Regions from separate parts of the Homo sapiens genome. Here region 1 is linked to region 2. A link is a loop called in an ENCODE intact Hi-C map of the cell type or tissue named here. Cell type or tissue: PC-3. All regions are shown on one strand. Links, peaks and the distances in the headings refer to the core of each region. The heading gives the core; the rest is flanking DNA.

The links. Peaks named below come from ENCODE experiments on the same cell type or tissue, not always from the same donor. Only the 100,000 strongest peaks of a DNase experiment are listed, where the experiment ranks them.
Region 1: it touches region 2 in a loop (8-fold over the local background); 5 of 110 quality-filtered maps call a loop at or near these places.

Annotation. Positions count from the first base shown.
Region 1 is chr4:153,673,602-153,682,040 of GRCh38, forward strand. It overlaps the pseudogene LOC100419170. Among named protein-coding and RNA genes, the nearest start is that of TLR2, 6.5 kb to the right of the region's middle. In PC-3, for the core only: no CTCF peak of the experiment used is centred there; DNase peaks (open chromatin) are centred at 3,090 and 3,620; H3K27ac peaks cover 1,849 bases.
Region 2 is chr4:153,747,131-153,755,569 of GRCh38, forward strand. RNF175 (ring finger protein 175) reads right to left here. Exons shown (of 9, transcript NM_173662.4): 2 at 4,308-4,345; 3 at 1,515-1,656. Among named protein-coding and RNA genes, the nearest start is that of RNF175, 8.7 kb to the right of the region's middle. RefSeq lists a silencer at 3,047-3,341. In PC-3, for the core only: a CTCF peak has its summit at 3,286 (motif pointing left); a DNase peak (open chromatin) is centred at 3,261.

The DNA of each region.
Region 1 (8,439 bases), core at 199-8,198, 74 kb before region 2:
ATTCCATTACTTCTGTCCCTCCAGAGAACCCTAATACAGTTCTTGCTTTTCTAGTTCCTTGAAGTGTATCATTAGGTAAGTTTATTTGATGTATTTTTACTTTCTTGATGTAGACATTTATTGCTATAAACCTCCTTCTTAGTATTGCTTTTGCTGTATCTTATAGATTTGGGTATGTTATATTTCCATTTCTATTTGTTTCAAGAAATTTTAATTTTTTCTTCTTAATTTCTTCATTGACCCATTGGTCATTCAGGAGCATGTTGTTTCATTTTTATGTGTATGTGTAGTTTCCAAGATTCCTCTTGTTATTGACTTCTAGCTTTATTCCATTGTGGTCAAAAACAATATTTGATATGATTTCTCCTTTTTGAGTTTGTTGAGACTTGTTTTGTGGGCTAAAATATGGCAGACTCTGGAGAATGTTCCATGTGCTGATTCAAAAGAATGTGTATTCTGCAGCAGTTGGGTGAAATGCTCTGCAAATGTCAGTTAGGTCTATTTGGTCTAGTGTGTAGTTTAATTCTGATGTTTCCTTGTTGATTTGCTGTCTGCATGACTTGTCCATTGAAGTCCCTTACTATTACTGTACTGCAGTCTACGTCTCCCTTGAGCTCCATTATGTTTGCCTTATATACTTCGGTGCTCTGCTGTTGGGTGCATAGATATTTATAATTGTTATAGCCTCTTGCAAATCGACCCCTTTATTCTCATATAGTGACCTTCTTTGGCTCTTTTTATAGTTTTTTACTTTATTTTATCTGACATAAGTATAGCTACTCCTGTTTTTTTGTTTGTTTTTACTTGCATGGAATATCATTTTTCATCACTTCACTTTCAATTTATGTGGGTTTTTATAGATGAGGTGGGTTTCTTATAGCTGGATCTTGTTTCATTATCCATTCAGCCATTTTATGTCTTTTAATTGAAGAATTAAATCCATTTACATTTAGTGTTATTATTGATAAGGGCTTACTACTGCTATTTTGTTGCTTGTGTTCTCCTTTTTAAACTCCTTTCTTACTGTCTTCCTTTGTGGTTAAGTGATTGTTTTGGTAGTATGTTTTAATTTATTGCTTTTTATTTTTAGTGTATCTATTATAGGTTTTTGCATTGTGGTCACCATGAAGCTTACAAAAAATGTCTTATAGATATAACAAGTTGTTTTAAAGAGATGATAATTTATCTTAGATCAGAAAAAAGAATAGAAACAAAGAACAAACTTAAAAAACAAAAAACCCTCTATACATTGACTCCAATACCCCCCACATTTTGACTTTTCTTTTCTCAGTTTACATACTTTTATATTGTCTGTCTGTTAATAAGTTGCTATAGCTATTATTGTTTTGCATATACTTGCCTTATAGGTTTCCTACTAGAGTTTTGAGTGGATTGCATACCATAATTACAGCACTGGAGTATTCTTGGGTTGTCTTCATACTAGTGGGTTTTATACCTTCAAATGTTTTCTTTTTGCATGTTAGTGTTTTTTTTTTCTTTCAAATTGAAGAACTCCCTTTAGCATTTCTTGTAAGACAGGTCTGGTGGTTGTGACTTCTCTTAGCTTTTGTTTGTCTGGGAAGAGTTAATTTCTCTTTCATATATGAAGAATAGCCTTTCCAAATATAGTATTCTTGGGTGGCAGGGTTTTTTCAGAACATTGAAAATGTTGTTGCGTACCCTCCTGGCCTGTATGGTTTTCGTTGATAAGTCTGTTGCCAGATGAATTGGAGTTTCTTTGTATGTTACTTGCTTCTTTTCTCTTGCTGCTTTTAGGATCCTCTCTTTATCCTTGACATTTGGGAGTTTGATTATTTTATGCCTTGATGTAGTCTTATTTGGGATGAATCTGTTTGGTATTCTCTGACCTTCCTCTACATGGACATTTATATCTTTTTCAATTTTTGGAAAGCTTTCTGTTACTATTTATTTGAATAAGCTTTCCATCCCTTGCTCTTGCTCAACTACCTCTTGAACAACAATAAATTTTAGACTTGGTCATTTCCATGTATTTTAGGTAAACTTTCTTCCTGTTCAATCTTTTTTCTCTTTTGACTGTGTGATATTGAATAGGCTATCTTCAAGCCAACTGATTCCTTCCTTTGCTTGATCTATTCTGCTGTTGAGACCCTCTAATAAATTTTTCATTTCAGCAAATGTTTTTTCAGTTCCAAGATTTGTTTGATTTTTAAAATTATTATTTCAATCTCTTTGTTAAATTTCTCTGATAAATTTCTGAATTGCTTTTCTGTGTTATCCTGAAGGCCACTGAGTTTCCTTAAAATTGCTATTTTGAATTATTTGTCAGAGAGCTCATGTATCGCCATCTTCTTAGGGCCTGTCATGGGTATCTTGCTTTGTCCAGTTAGGGAGGTTTTGGTTCCCTATTTGCTGTTGTTTCTTGTGGATATACCTCTATGTCTTTGCATTGAAGGATTTGTTATTTATTCCAGTCTTTTCTGGCTTGTTTTGGTTTTTATTTGGTATATTTGCCTAGAGATTCTTTGTAATTTACTTGTTAATTTCTTATTTCCCCCACCACTAAGTTGCCACCTCCTTTTTGGTGCTAGATGATGCCTTAAGCACAGGTTTGCCTCAGCTCTAGCAAAGAATCAGAGTGCTGCAAGTCCCAAATGGAAGAAGTCCCAGTGGGGATATCTTGCCAATTTGGGAAGGCTGGCTAGAGGTTCATGCCCAAGGGACCTGTGGAAGGTAATTCCTAAAGCTAGTGCTGCTAAACAGTCACTCTGATTTGGCATCTCCTTTGGCTTAATTACAGAGCAGAGTTTCCAGGGCTGGGCAAGGTAGTCCCACCTCTCACCTTGACTTTTGCTGTTTGCAGGGATATTTCTTTCTTCAGGCACTTGTGATGCTTTCTGTGGGTTGAGGCAGGTACAGTTCCCCTGCCAGGGAGCCGAAGGTGATGGGGAAGCTGCTTGTCGACCTCTATCTCACTTTTTCCAGGGTAGAAACTATGAGTGGGGAGGAATTTTCCCCATGCTTCATGACAGGCAGATTGTGGGGAGGGGCATCGTGGATGTGGAAATCTGATTCTCTTAGTCTATTCCAGGCTTTTTCACTTGTCTGTGGCCCCAGGAACTGACTCATCCTCATCTTTGAGTTCTGGGATATTGCTGGTGATAATATCTGCACTGTCTATTTGTTTTGAGTTTTCTGTGGACAGGGAAATGAAGCCAGTATGCCACCATTTTGGAACTGAAATTCTCCAAAGTATACACTTTAAGTCGCTATGATAAGCGACTCTCATAGGCCAAATTCTTTTAAACATGACAAGTCTTAAAAAATCAAGTATCCACCAATTCTTTAACACAAAATATTAATATAAATACTAATTATACATCTTCCAGAGGTTGCACCTAGAAACTTTTTGGAGTAAGTAAGACTGTCCATCTAAGTGCCCAATAGGACAAAAACCTTGCAGGCTTTGAAAGATTCTTACACACCCATAGGAAACGATTACATCATTGTATGTAATTTGGGGAATTCCTTCTTAGATACTTGGCCAGCAATATTGGCTGAGAAGCTGACAGTAGTCTTGTCTGTGACCCTGACCAGTACACACTGAGCTCTAGTTATACTTAATAATAGAAACTGAATGAAAAGAAAACAGTGGTTACACAGCTTATATTCCTGACTTTGAATCATATCATGACTCATTGTTTTTCCAACTACATGGAAGTTGGCAACCCCTACACAGACTGGCATACCACAAAGTTGGACTCAGCAGTTATTTGGCTAAGATATATATATAGATATATAGATATATATCTATATTATATATATAGAGAGAGAGAGATTGAGAGAGATGGAGTCTCAACTCTGTCTTGCCCAGGCTGGAGTGCAGTGGCATGATCTCAGCTCACTGCAGCCTCCGCCTCTTAGGTTCAAGTGATTATCCTGTATCAGCCTCCCAAGTAGCTGGGAATACAGGCGGGTACTGCCACACCCAGCTAATTTTGTATTTTCAGTAGAGATGGGGTTTCACCATGTTGGCCAGGCTGGTTTCAAACTCCTGACCTCAGGTGGTCCACCTGCCTTGGCTTCCCAAAGTGTTGGGATTACAGGCGTGAACCAGGCTAAGATATTTTAGTACATTTTTCAAGGTGCTCCAAATAAGTTAGAACTTGATAAAATTCTACCTTCTTTTCATATTCTTCTCTGAAGTGGTCTGAAAGGCCATATAACCCTTATATATATTAAAATGATATCAGTCACTCATGGTTTTGCTTGACTATGTGGGTGAAAATAGTGCACTATATTTCTTCATTCCCATCTTTAAATGAAGTCAGCTCTTGTGTGGTGGAGGCAAGATGTCAGTCAAGACAAGGGGCCTGGTCTAGGCTTCTTTCCCCTGAAGTCTTGTCTCTGCAATGGCCACTTCAGATGTTTATACTCCATTCCTCCAGGTCTAGCCCATATTCTGAAAAGGCAAGGCAATCCACCACTCAACAAGTATTCATTGAGTGCCAGCCATGCTATTGGGGATGAGAATAGTTCAGTGCATAAAAGAAAACAAAATCCCTGCCCCATGGGATTTACATCCAGTCATACTTAGCAGATGTGTGTGAATCTGGAAGCACCTTTTCTATAGCCTGACAGAATTCTTACAACAGGTGAAAACTACTTGCCTTGTCTTCGGGAGCCTTGTGCATTTGGATCTATCCTTTAACAACTAACCTTGTCTATCATCCTCACAGTCTGACTCTTTACTTCTGGGATAGTCCAACAGAGACTTGAGGAAATGTTTCCTTCTCTCTTTTTCCATTTTCCCAAATTTAAATTCATGAAATATATATAAGTTCTCTAAATTAAAAACAACAGGATATTTTACCAACTTTCTGTTCTGAACTAATTTAAAATTTATGTTTCCAATCCCCAGAGATATGAACTAAAAAGCCTGAAATAAATGTAGATCAGTCACTTGAGCTGACATATGAAGCAGTCAACTTTACTCTGAGACGTTTTGTTTGATCTTTCAAGTTTCTAAAAGTATTTGGAAGCGGGAAACACTGTTCTTCATATGAGATAAAAGGAAGAAAAAAGGACCTTATAGTCAGGCTCATTGTGAAAAAACTAATATTAAGATAAGCTGAAGCAATCAAATGAGAGCATTTGCAAATCACTTGTTGGAGGTAAAGCTGGAAGCCTATGTAGTTCAGGAAAATGGAAGATGAGATGGCTGAGATCCCACGAAAAGACCACGTCCAATAGAAACTGTAATAAAACAGAGCTCAGCTACAGGAATTTTCAATGATGACAAAATTTTAAAGACATGCTTCTACTTTTGTATTGACTAAAGATCTTCAGGTTGAAAGTGTCAAGATCTGCTTAATAGCATATCCTCTGTTGCAACATTCAAAATCATCAGGATTCTTAGATCTCAGTGAAAAATTGATGTTTGAAGAATAATTGAAGTATTCAGTCCATAAGGAAGCCTGAAGCTCCCTATACACCTTGAATTTCATGCTAAATAATCTGCAAGTTCTGGAAAATGCTGCTTAACTCTAGAAAAACTGACTAACCTTGATCTTGGTCAGCATATACTTGGTTCTTTACATATCACTTATCAATGGTCAGAAAGGGAAGAATACTTGAACTTATCTAACACAAAAATTCACAATTTAACCAATTGTTTCCCAGACACGAGGCTTACTAGAAGTGAGCCTTGTAAACTTTTATTTAGCTGCAATTTAAATAACTTTACATTTTCAGATATGTGTTGAAGACCCTACCAGATGCTTTCTTCCCCTTTGAGAAGAAGCAGGAAAAGAAAACTTTCTCTAAAGGGCAACTTGACTCTTTTCACACACTGAAGACTTTGGAAGCTGGTGGCAACAACTTCATTTGCTCCTGTGAATTCCTCTCCTTCACTCAGGAGCAGCAAGCACTGGCCAAAGTTCTTATCGGTTGGCCAGCAAACTACCTGTGTGACTCTCCATCCCACGTGTGTGGCCAACAGGTTCAGGACGTCTGCCTTTTGGTGTCGGAGTGCCACAGGGTGGCACTGGTGTCTGGCATGTGCTGTGCCCTGTTCCTGCTGATCCTGCCCATGGGGGTTCTGTGCCACTGTTTCCACAGCCCGTGGTACATGAAAATGATGTGGGCCTGGCTCTAGGCCAAAAGGAAGCACAGGAAAGCTTGCAGCAGGGACATCTGCTATGACGCATTTGTTTCTTATAGTGAGCAGGATGCCTACTGGGTGGAGAACCTTATGGTCCAGGAGCTGGAGAACTTCAATCCCCTCTTCAAGTTGTGTCTTCATAAGTGGGACTTCATTCCTGGCAAGTGGATCATTGACAATATCATTGACTCCATTGAAAAGAGACACAAAACTGTCTTTGTGCTTTCTGAAAACTTTGTGAAGAGTGAGTGGTGCAAGAAGGAACTGGACTTCTCCCATTTCCGTCTTTTTGATGAGAACAGTGATGCTGCCATTCTCATTCTTCTGGAGCCCATTAAGAAGCCATTTGCCTTAGTCAATCTGGGCTGCTATAGCAAAAATGCCAATAGACTGGGTAGTTTATAGATAAGAGAAATTCATTTCTCACAGATCTAGAGGCTGGGAAGTCCAAGATCAAGGTGTTGGCAGATTTGGTATCTGGTGAGGAACTCTTCCAGGCTCAAAGATAGCTGTCTTCTCACTGTGTTCTTGGTGGTGGAAGGGGTGAGGGAACTCTCTGAAGTTTCTTTTGGAAGGGAACTAATCCCATTCATGAAGCTTCTGCCCCCATGACCTAATCACTCATCAAAGGGCCCACCTCCAGTACCTCACATTGGGGGTTAGGATTTCAACAGATGAATTTCAGGAGGACACAGGCCTTCAGTCTATGGCTAGGATCATTCCCCAGCATTTCTGTTAAGCTGCAGAAGATAATTAACACCTAGACCTGCCTGGAGTGGCCACTAATGAAGCTCAGCGGGAAGGGTTTTAGTTAAAGAAAACTCCTAGTTTTTAGTTCGACCATTGTGGAAGACAGTGGTGATTCCTCAAGGATCTAGAACTAGAAATACCATTTGACCCAGCCATCCCATTACTGGGTATATACCCAAAGGATTATAAATCATGCTACTATAAAGACACATGCACACGTATGTTTATTGCGGTACTATTCACAATAACAAAGACTTGGAACCAACCCAAACGTCCATCAATGATAGACTGGATTAAGAAAATGTGGCACATATACACCATGGAATACTATGCAGCCATAAAAAAGGATGAGTTCATGTCCTTTGTAGGGACATGGATGAAGCTGGAAACCATCATTATGAGCAAACTATCACAAGGACAAAAAACCAAACACTGCATGTTCTCACTCATAGGTGGGAATTGAACAATTCCCACCTGGACACAGGGTGGGGAACATCACACACCAGGGCCTAACGTGGGGTGGGGGGCTGGGGGAGGGGTAGCATTAGGAGAAATACCTAATGTGAATGACGAGTTAATGGGTGCAGCACACCAACATGGCACATGTATACATATGTAACTAACCTGCACGTTGTGCACATGTACCCTAGAACTTAAAGTATAATAATAATAAATAAAACATATCAAAAAAAAGAAAAATGAGCTTGGGAGTCATCATGCCTCCTGCTCCCTTCCCCTGCCCCCAGCCCCCAGCCCCACTTCTGGCTGGGACCTTTGAAGAGTGCAGTTCCCTCTTCCCCATAATTCATTCTGTCCATCTACTCATTCCAACACACTTTTTGATCTGATTTCTATGGCTCAGCTCCAAGGTGCTTGCCTCAGTCCCCTGGCCCGCAGGAGCCCACAAAAAAAAAAAAAAAAAAAAACTCCTAGTTTTTAAAAGGGAAATATATACAACATGAAATATTCTGTTTTCAGAACTTGGTTCTATGTTAACTTAGAAGTTTACTACTATTATTTTGCATAGGCAATATTTTTGAAATGTCTTAAAAAATTACGGACATACGGACATCTGTGCAGAGTAAAAAAATTTTGAAGAATGTATGTTCATGTATAAAGATCTGTAAAATAATGCAGGATTTATGGCATATTTTCATTAAGTGGTTTTCGGTGGATGAGTTTCTTATTATTTCATCTGACAATTACAATATACTTTATGTGAAAAAGACATAGACTGTGTGTTTTGTTTTGTTTTTTCGAAACAGAGTCTCACTCTTATCTCCCAGCCTCAACACACTGGACTCAAACGATCCTCCAACCTCAGCCTCCTGAGTAGCTGGGGTTACAGCTACAAACCATCATGCCTGGCTAATTTTTGAATTTTTGTAGAGATGGGGGTCTCCCTGTTTTGCCCAGGCTGGTCTCAAACTCCTGGACTCAAGATCCTCCTGTCTTGGGCTCCCAAAGTGCCGGGATTACAGGTGTGAACCACCACGCTGGCCTTGTGTTTTCGGATAACTTTCAGATAACAGCTTAGGATTTCAGTT
Region 2 (8,439 bases), core at 214-8,213:
CCTTCAGGGTCATTTTCCTGTTGTCTTGATTACTTGCACCTGGCTTCCTTCTAGCTGTGTTAATCCCCTTTATCAAAGGGTCACTTGGCTGTACTGCAAGTCTTTTTATTCTTTACGTAGCCAGGCTGTGAGTTTTCCAAATTTTATATTGTTTCTCTTTTACTTATAAATTCCATCTTTAAATCATTTATCTCTTCTTTCATTTTACTATATGCAGTTAAAAGAAGCCATGCAGGTCCTTCAATATATTGCTTAGAAATTTCTTTCACCAGATATCCTGGTTCATTGCTCTTAACTCTGCCTTCCATAAAGCCCTCCAGCATGGACACAGTTAAGCCAAGTTCTTTGTGACTTTATAATGAGGATGGCCGTTACTCCAGCTTCCGATACCTTGTTCCTCATTTTCTGTCTAAGACCTCAGGATAATGGCTTCTATTGTTCATATTTCTACCAACATTCTGACCATGACCACTTAAGTGATCGCTAAAAAGTTTCAGCCTTTCTCTATAGTTCTTTTCTTCTTCTGAGCCCTCACCAGACTTGCCTTTAATACTCCATTACAGCAAGACCAGCTATTTCTAGCCTGTTCCTTCAAACTCTTCCAGCCTCTGCCCAATTACACAGTTCCAAAGCTGCTTCCCCATTTTCAGGCATTTGTTATAGTAACAGACCCACTTCTTCGTATCAATTTTCTTTCTTAGTCTGTTTTCTGCTGTTATAACAGAATACCACAGACTGGGTAATAAATAATAAACAGCAATGTATTGCCTCATGGTCTGGAGGCTAGAAAGTACAAGACAGAGGGATTTGCATCTTGCAAGGGCCTTCTTGCTGTGTCATCTCATGGCAGAAGGTGAGAGGGCAAGAGAGAATGAGAGAGAAAATGGGTCCACATTCATGTTTTTATAATAAACCCACTCCCACAATAATTAATGGCATTAATCCATTCACAAGGGCAGAGCCCTTATGGCCAAATCGCCTCTTATTAGGCCCCACCTCCCAGCACTGTTGCATTGGGGATTAAATCTCCAACACAAGAACTTTGGGGGATACATTCAAACCATAGCAGACACCCTAAACCATTTCTTTTGGCTATTCTAATCCTCCTTTTCCTGGACTGTTGGCAGAAGTTGTTCATGCATGAAGGGAAAACTGGTTTACTTAAACCAGGGTTTTTCAGTCTTGGCACCATTGACATTTTAGGCCAGATAATTTTTGTTGTGGGGAGCTGTTCTGCATTGGAGGATGTTTACCAGCATCCCTGGCCTCTATCCACCAGGTGCCAGTTGCAACTCCCCTCCCCCTTTTCACCCCCCACAAGTCTTGACAGTCAAAAATGTTTCCAGACATTGCCAAATGTCTCCTGGGAGTGAAATTGCACTTGGTTGAGAACCACTGACTTAAACCAAGGCAGTTCCTTCAAAGTGCTAACCAAGGGAGAACATGTCCTGGAAAAAAACAGTCAAGCTGATACAAGCTGGAGCAGGCTCCCAGCAGCCACGGGGATGACTCACATTGTAGGATCGGCCATGCCTCTGTCTCCACTGAACCAGCACTATCTGGGCAATGACCAGAACGCAGAGGAAGATCAAGATCATTTCCACGTGCATGGAATCGTGGCCCCGGTGCATCTTGTACATCCTCTCCTGCTGCAGGCTGGAACCAGCAAAATGAGGTCATCTGAAAAAGCCCTCAACCTTGCGCATTTAGCAAAAAAAACAAAAAACAAAAAACAAAAAAACAAAAAACAGGTTTGGCTTACAAAAAGCAACAGGGGATTTCAAATATAAGGGTTGGTAAGCTTTGATTGTAAAGTTTTTCTAAGTTTTTCTTGGTTTCTTCCCTTTCCCTAGATCTGGAGAAGGAGCAGCTGGGAGGAGGAGCCTGACTTTCTTAGCAAAACCAGTTCCTTTGCTTTCCCATGTGGTTGGCCTCAGCCTTGTCTTTTAAGTTAAGTGATGGGGCTAAAAAAAGTAATGAGCCCCAGGAAGACCTGGGGTCCAGTCCCTGATCTGCCACTTCATTGCCTCACAACCTTGGGGAAGTCATTTATCCTCTCTGAGCCTCAGTTTCCTCATTTGCAAATTTCAAATAACCATCCTTCTGTAACTGACAAGGTTGTTGTAAGACTATAAAGCACATGTTATTTTATTTGTGTCTATATAAGGAATAATTATTATTGAGCTGCATCATATGAAACTTCAATTTTTGAAAGTCAAAAACAGTCAAACGTTGGTAATTTTAAATCATTTGCTACTATTTCAAGTAAAAGGAAACCCTGCAGATGGTGCTTATGCCAGAGGAGAGAATATTATCCAGGGGGCAATGGAAAGCTTCTGAATGAGTTGTATAAATTGTTACAGGACTATAATAGAGAGAAAGAATAGGCTTAAGTATTATCTTAGACATGCACAGACATTCCCATGATGGCTGAATGTTCCCATTTTAGCTGGATGCTTAGTTTTGCACAATTGTAGAGAAAATCAACAAAATAGTTTGTCATCTCTTTTAACGTTCTGGGGTAGCCTCGATGAAAACCTAGAGCAGTCGTTCTTGACCTTGTCTGTAAGTTAGGAAACACTGGGAAGCTTTAAAAAAATCTTAACCCCCCATATCCAGATCAATTAGATGACCATTTCTGGGTGTTGGGGGCTGAATTTCACCCTCTCAAAATTCATACACTGATGTCCTAATCCCCTGTACTTCAACATGCCAACCAAAACCTGCCAGCACCTTAATCTTGGACTTTCAGCCTCCAGAACTGTGAGAAAATAAATTTCTGATTTTTAAGCCACCTATTCTGTGGTATTTTGTTATGGTATTCCTAGCAAATTAATACAGATTTGCAGAATGGGATGTGACATCAGGAATTTTTCAGGCATCCCATGTGATTTTAAGGGGCAGCCAAGATTGAGAACCACAAGCCTAGCAGAAGAGAAAGAGGCCCAGGGTCAAGATGAGTGAACATGGGGAAAAATCATGAATGCTGTCAGTTACTTTCTAAATACTGGTTATCATTATCTTTCATCCCTAGTGTGGCACCATCAGTCACAAAATCTCTTAAGTTTCCACTTACGTCTAGTTACAATATGCAGTTAGCTAATGTACCACCCAGAAAACACCACAGGGTAACAGTCTGTGCCGTGAGATAGTGACCTTTTAAAGGCACTTGATGGGTATGTGGGTTGGGTTCTCTCCCTCTGCCAGCATTTCTACAGCTACTCCAAAGAGCAGTGAATGCCTCAGAAAAGGGTCTCATCCAAATCCCAAGGGTGCCCCCTGCTGGAAAAGGTGTAGAAATCAGCCCACAGAGCCCAGTAAATACTGCTCAAGTTCAGTTTCTTTGAGAGGGATTCTCAGAATGTCAGTGCTGGAAGTTACCATAGATGGAATGAATCTCCCTCATTTATCAAATGACGAAGATGAAATCCATATCAGGTAAGCAACTTGAATAAAATTACGTGGCTCTTAGTCTCTCTATTGGAAGCTGAGCTCAGGAGACAGGAATGATTTCTAGAAGCTCATTTAAACAAACAAGCAAAAAAACAAACTTGTTCCCCTGAAGATATGGGAAGAAAAATGAAAAGAATACAAGTGCTTAGTTGTGGTTTATACAGCTCCAAATCTAAAATAGCTGTTTAATATTCTATATAATTAACAGACTTTGAACTTACGGCATATAGATAAAAGAGTGACTTCATCATCAGTCTAAAATAGGATTTGCATAGATATAAAATAAAATATGCTTTATGAGATTAATCTATTAATCTGTTATATGAGATTAATCTATAATAAAAATGCATCTCAAATTGGTTAGCCTATGTTGAAGTACTTTGAAAAGTATATATTGGTGTACAAATGTAGTAAGTATTTTCCTTTTTGAGTAGGAATATATCCAAAATTGACTCCTGTAATACAAAAAAGGAGGAGCTTTTCATTCTTATTTCACTTCATGTGGTGCTCACAGGGCCCAATGGCCCTACAGTATGCACCAGAACACAGGGGCAATGGTATAGGAACAAAACCAGTGTATCTTGTGCCTAAAATAAATAGTAACTTGACACAGCCATATTTTGAAGGATATATTAATCCACCTTTGTGGGACTGCATGATCTTTTTCTACAGATCATGCTGTAGAAAACAGATGAAATCCATGCATTTTGGTCTGTAGTATTTGTGTATCCTACCCCATCTTCTCTATCCTGGAAAATTTACAAATAAAATGATGACTTCATTCATTTTCTCAACTGTTAAGATAAAAATCTAATTTTTAGCAAAACAACTCTTAAAAAATACTAATTACTTACTTCCATGTGTCTTCTGCAGAAAGCTTTGTATGAGAGAGCTGAAAAACATAAAAAGGGCCCTTATCAAAAAATGTCCTTATTTTCTTGGTTTTTCTGTGAAAGCAATATATGGGAAACCCAGACCATGAAAAATAACAATGTCACATAGTATTTGAATAATTTGGGATAAAAGTCCTAGTAAAATAATTTGCTTACAGAACTAAAACAACACAAACAAAAAAAGAGTAATCAGGTCACTATTAATAAATATTTGATCCTGTTCCTGGATCAGAGAATCAGATGAGGCTCCATTTCTGTGGTTTTGTTTTGGCAAATCAGTCAAAGTTACAGAGAGTGGTCTCCCAATAGGCCATGCTACTCTGGCTTCTAGGATATGAAGTGTGAGTCTGAGCATCCCTAAAAACCATCTGTTTTGCTGGTATCTTAAATGATTGCAGTGAGTAAATATCTCCAATGTCAGTGAGTAAATATCATTTCCAAGTTCAAAGTTTCAGAGACAGAGCTGAGCAGAGGCTCCGTTGATTTGGAGCATTCTTGTACTCTCTTGTTAAGAAGGCATCATTACTGACCCCAGGGAAGGGAGTAATCTGGGCTTGTGCCCTTACAAATTGAGCTGGAAAGCACAGACATCGTCTCCAGAACCATGCTTTTTGGATGACCTGCAGAGTCCACCCATGGACTACCTTTTCTAGATTATTGCTAACCCACTACATTTGGTCATTTGAAACCTTTAAGGCCAATCATTGGAAAGACGTAATCGTGTAACTTTGGTGGAGAGCACAGAAGAGCATAGACAACCAATGTTTTTGCCCCCAAAGCAGAAGTTAGCAGAAAGGGACCTGTGGAACAAAGGAGGAGACTCATGCACCTTGACTACCTGAGGCTTGCTTCACTCCTGGAACTCAACACTTGAGCCCAGATGTTGTGACCTCCATTTGAATATTAGGGACCCACCTGGTGGGATCACCTGGGGGCAGGGAGCCATGGAGAAGTTGCCAGTATTACCCCCTGTGCCACCCACTTCTTTCCTGGCATCACCCAGAAAGGTCCTGGCATTGTGCAAATATTGCCTAAACTTATACTTTTCTATTTCATCCAAAGCCTTGTTCTCTCTTAAATGTGAGAAAGAAAACCTTAAAAGTACTAGAAGAAAACATGGGTAAACATGTTTATAATTCTGCAGTGGAAAAGGCATTTTTAAGTATAATGTAGAGCCCAGAAATTATAAAGTTAAAAAATGACAGATTTTGAGGACATTTAAAATAAAATACATTATAGTCCTCAATATTTGAAAGACAAATTGAACTGGGGAAAGCATAACATATGTGAGGGGCAAAAAACTAATAAGCATATGTAAAAAGGGTTTTTATAATTTAATCAAAAAGAGACAGTCCAAAAGGGCAAAGTACATGAATGAGAAATTCACGAATTGAGATATACAAATGACAAATAAATTTATGGAAAGGTGTTCAAACTCACTAGTAATAACTGTGTTTAAAAAAAAAGTAAAAATGAGGACTTCTATTGAAACACGGTAAATAAAAAAAGTGCACTTACCTCCTCTCCCTCCCCAAACACCACTAGAACAATAGCAAAAGGACATAAACCTCCAAGTCCAAGGAGAATGAGAGAGGAGTCCAGAGCAGCCAATTCTGAAACTGACCAGCAGATGGGCCAGCGGAAAGGGACACTGGGACACCACAGGGCAAAAGACACCGAAGCCCACCAGCATGCGGGCAGTGCAGAGCAGAATGTGTGTGCTAAGACCCTCAGGAGGGCTGTGGATTGCGGGCTCCTAGGGCGTCTAGAAGTGGGGGATGCAACCGGGGTTAGTAACAGAAGGTTCACTGAAAGTCAGTTTAAGGTTTGGTGGCCCCCACACTAGCAGAATACTAGTGGCTAAACCGGAGGCACAGGCCAAGAGGCACCAGGCATGTGGAGGGAGAGTAGAGGACACTGGCAGCCCTCATCTGAGTCTAGAGAGCCCTAGCACCATCCTCCCTGGCAGCATCACCTCTAGATCCGGCTGCAGGGGCCCTGCCTTGCTTTAGAGGACCCTGGACATCTCAAACCCTGAAACACAAAATAACTGTGTTTTTATCTTTTCTCTCTCTCTCTCTCTCTTTTTTTTTTTCCCGAGGTGGAGTCTTGCTTTTGTCGCCCAGGCTAGAGTGCAATGGTGCGATCTCAGCTCACTGCAACCTCTGCCTCCCGGGTTCAAGCGATTCTCCTGCCTTAGCCTCTTGAGTAGCTGGGACTACAGGCACTCGCCACCATGCCCAGCTAAATTTTTCTATTTTTAGTAGAGACGGGGTTTCGCCATGTTGGCCAGGCTGGTCTCCAACTCCTGACCTCAGGTGATCCGCCCACCTCGACCTCTCAAAGTGCTGGGATTACAGGCGTGAGCCACTGTGCCTGGTGTCTTTTCTGTCTCTTAAGAAAATATTTTGAGGCTGGGCGTGGTGGCTCACACCTGTAATCCCAGCACTTTGGGAGGCCGAGGCGGGCGTATCACGAGGTCAGGAGATAGAGACCATCCTGGCTAACATGGTGAAATCCCGTCTCTACTAAAAATACAAAAAATTAGCCTGGCGTGGTTGTAGGCGCCTGTAGTCCCAGCTACTCAGGAGGATGCGGTAGGAGAATGGTGTGAACCCGGGAGGTGGAACTTGCAGTGAGCTGAGATCGCGCCACTGCACTCCAGCCTGGGTGACAGAGCAAGACTCCGTCTCAAAAAAAAAAAAAAAATTATGAAAGTCTGGTAACTGATTGAGTGAGTAGACCTTGATTGGAGAGAGATGATGTAGGGCTGACACCCCAGGGGACTGGCAGGTTGGGGAGAAGAAAAAGAATAGCCTGTGCTCTGGGAAACTGGAGATAAAGTTTTGAAATTTGGCCATCCCAAACCATCTAAGTGGGATCTTGGCTGACCAGGCTCCTCAATTAACTGCAGTGAGGTAGTCTGGGAGCAGCTTGGAACTGCTTGGAAATCCCGAGTCTGAAAAGTGAGATGTGTGGTGGGAGATCCTATCTACCACAGCTTCCTTGGGAGTCAGTGGGGTCAGTCCACATCCCTGGTTTAGGCACCGTAGTGAGTTGAATTGTGTCCTCCCAAAAGATATGTTTGAGTCCTAACCCCCAGTACCTGTGAATGTGATCTTATCTGGCAATAGGGTATTTGCAGATGTAATTGAGGACCTCAGAATAAGACCATCTGGATTTGGGGCAGGTCCTAAATCCAATGCCTAGTGTCCTTGCAAGAGAAAGGAGCGGAAGATTTGACATCCAGAGACACAGACACAGAATAGCAAGGCAGAGTAGATGGCCGTGTGAAGACAGAAGCAGGAACCAGAGGGATGCAGCCACAAGCCAGGAACACCTGGAGTCACCAGAGACTGGAAGGGGCAAGTAAGAAGTCTCCCCTAGAGTCTTTGGAGGGAGCATGACCCTGTTGACACCTAGATTTTGAACTCCTGGCCTCCAGAACTGTGAGATAATACATTTTTTTGTTGTTATGGAGGACCTAGGAAACTAGTACAGGTACATTGAAACTTCCATCTTCCCTGTCCCAGCAGATCCTTGCTACCACTCAAGCCTGCAGCCAGCACTGCAGGTAGGGAGAATGTGGCTACACGGGCCACAAGTGGACCTGCAGGCAGGGCTGTAAGAGCAGATCAGTTGATGATACTTAGACACGTGGCACGAGGGCCTCCATTTGTGCTCTTGGCCTAGGCATGTTAGACATGGGCTTGCCCACTTGGCTGGCAGCCAGACATGCCCCTTACACAGGGAATGAATCAATTTAAGCCAAGAGAAAAGACCTATAGATGGACAGTCCTTGTTCTCCCTACAAAAAGGCCCAGCCAGGTCACCCTCCACTGAAGCCTGCCTGTCAACAGGCTTTCCCTGCTAGCAAGAGCTTAACAGTGCTGTACTGTCTCACCTCAGACACAAGTGAACAGTCAAAGATCACAAGACGTTTGAGACAGGAAAGAGTTCTGCACCCATAATGACAAGAACACTGCTTTAAAGAATATAGAAAAACAACCAAAAGCTCTTAGAAATTAAAAACAGGAAGACAGAAATAAAAACTCAAATGAAGAATCGAAGATAAATTGAAGAACTCAGAAAG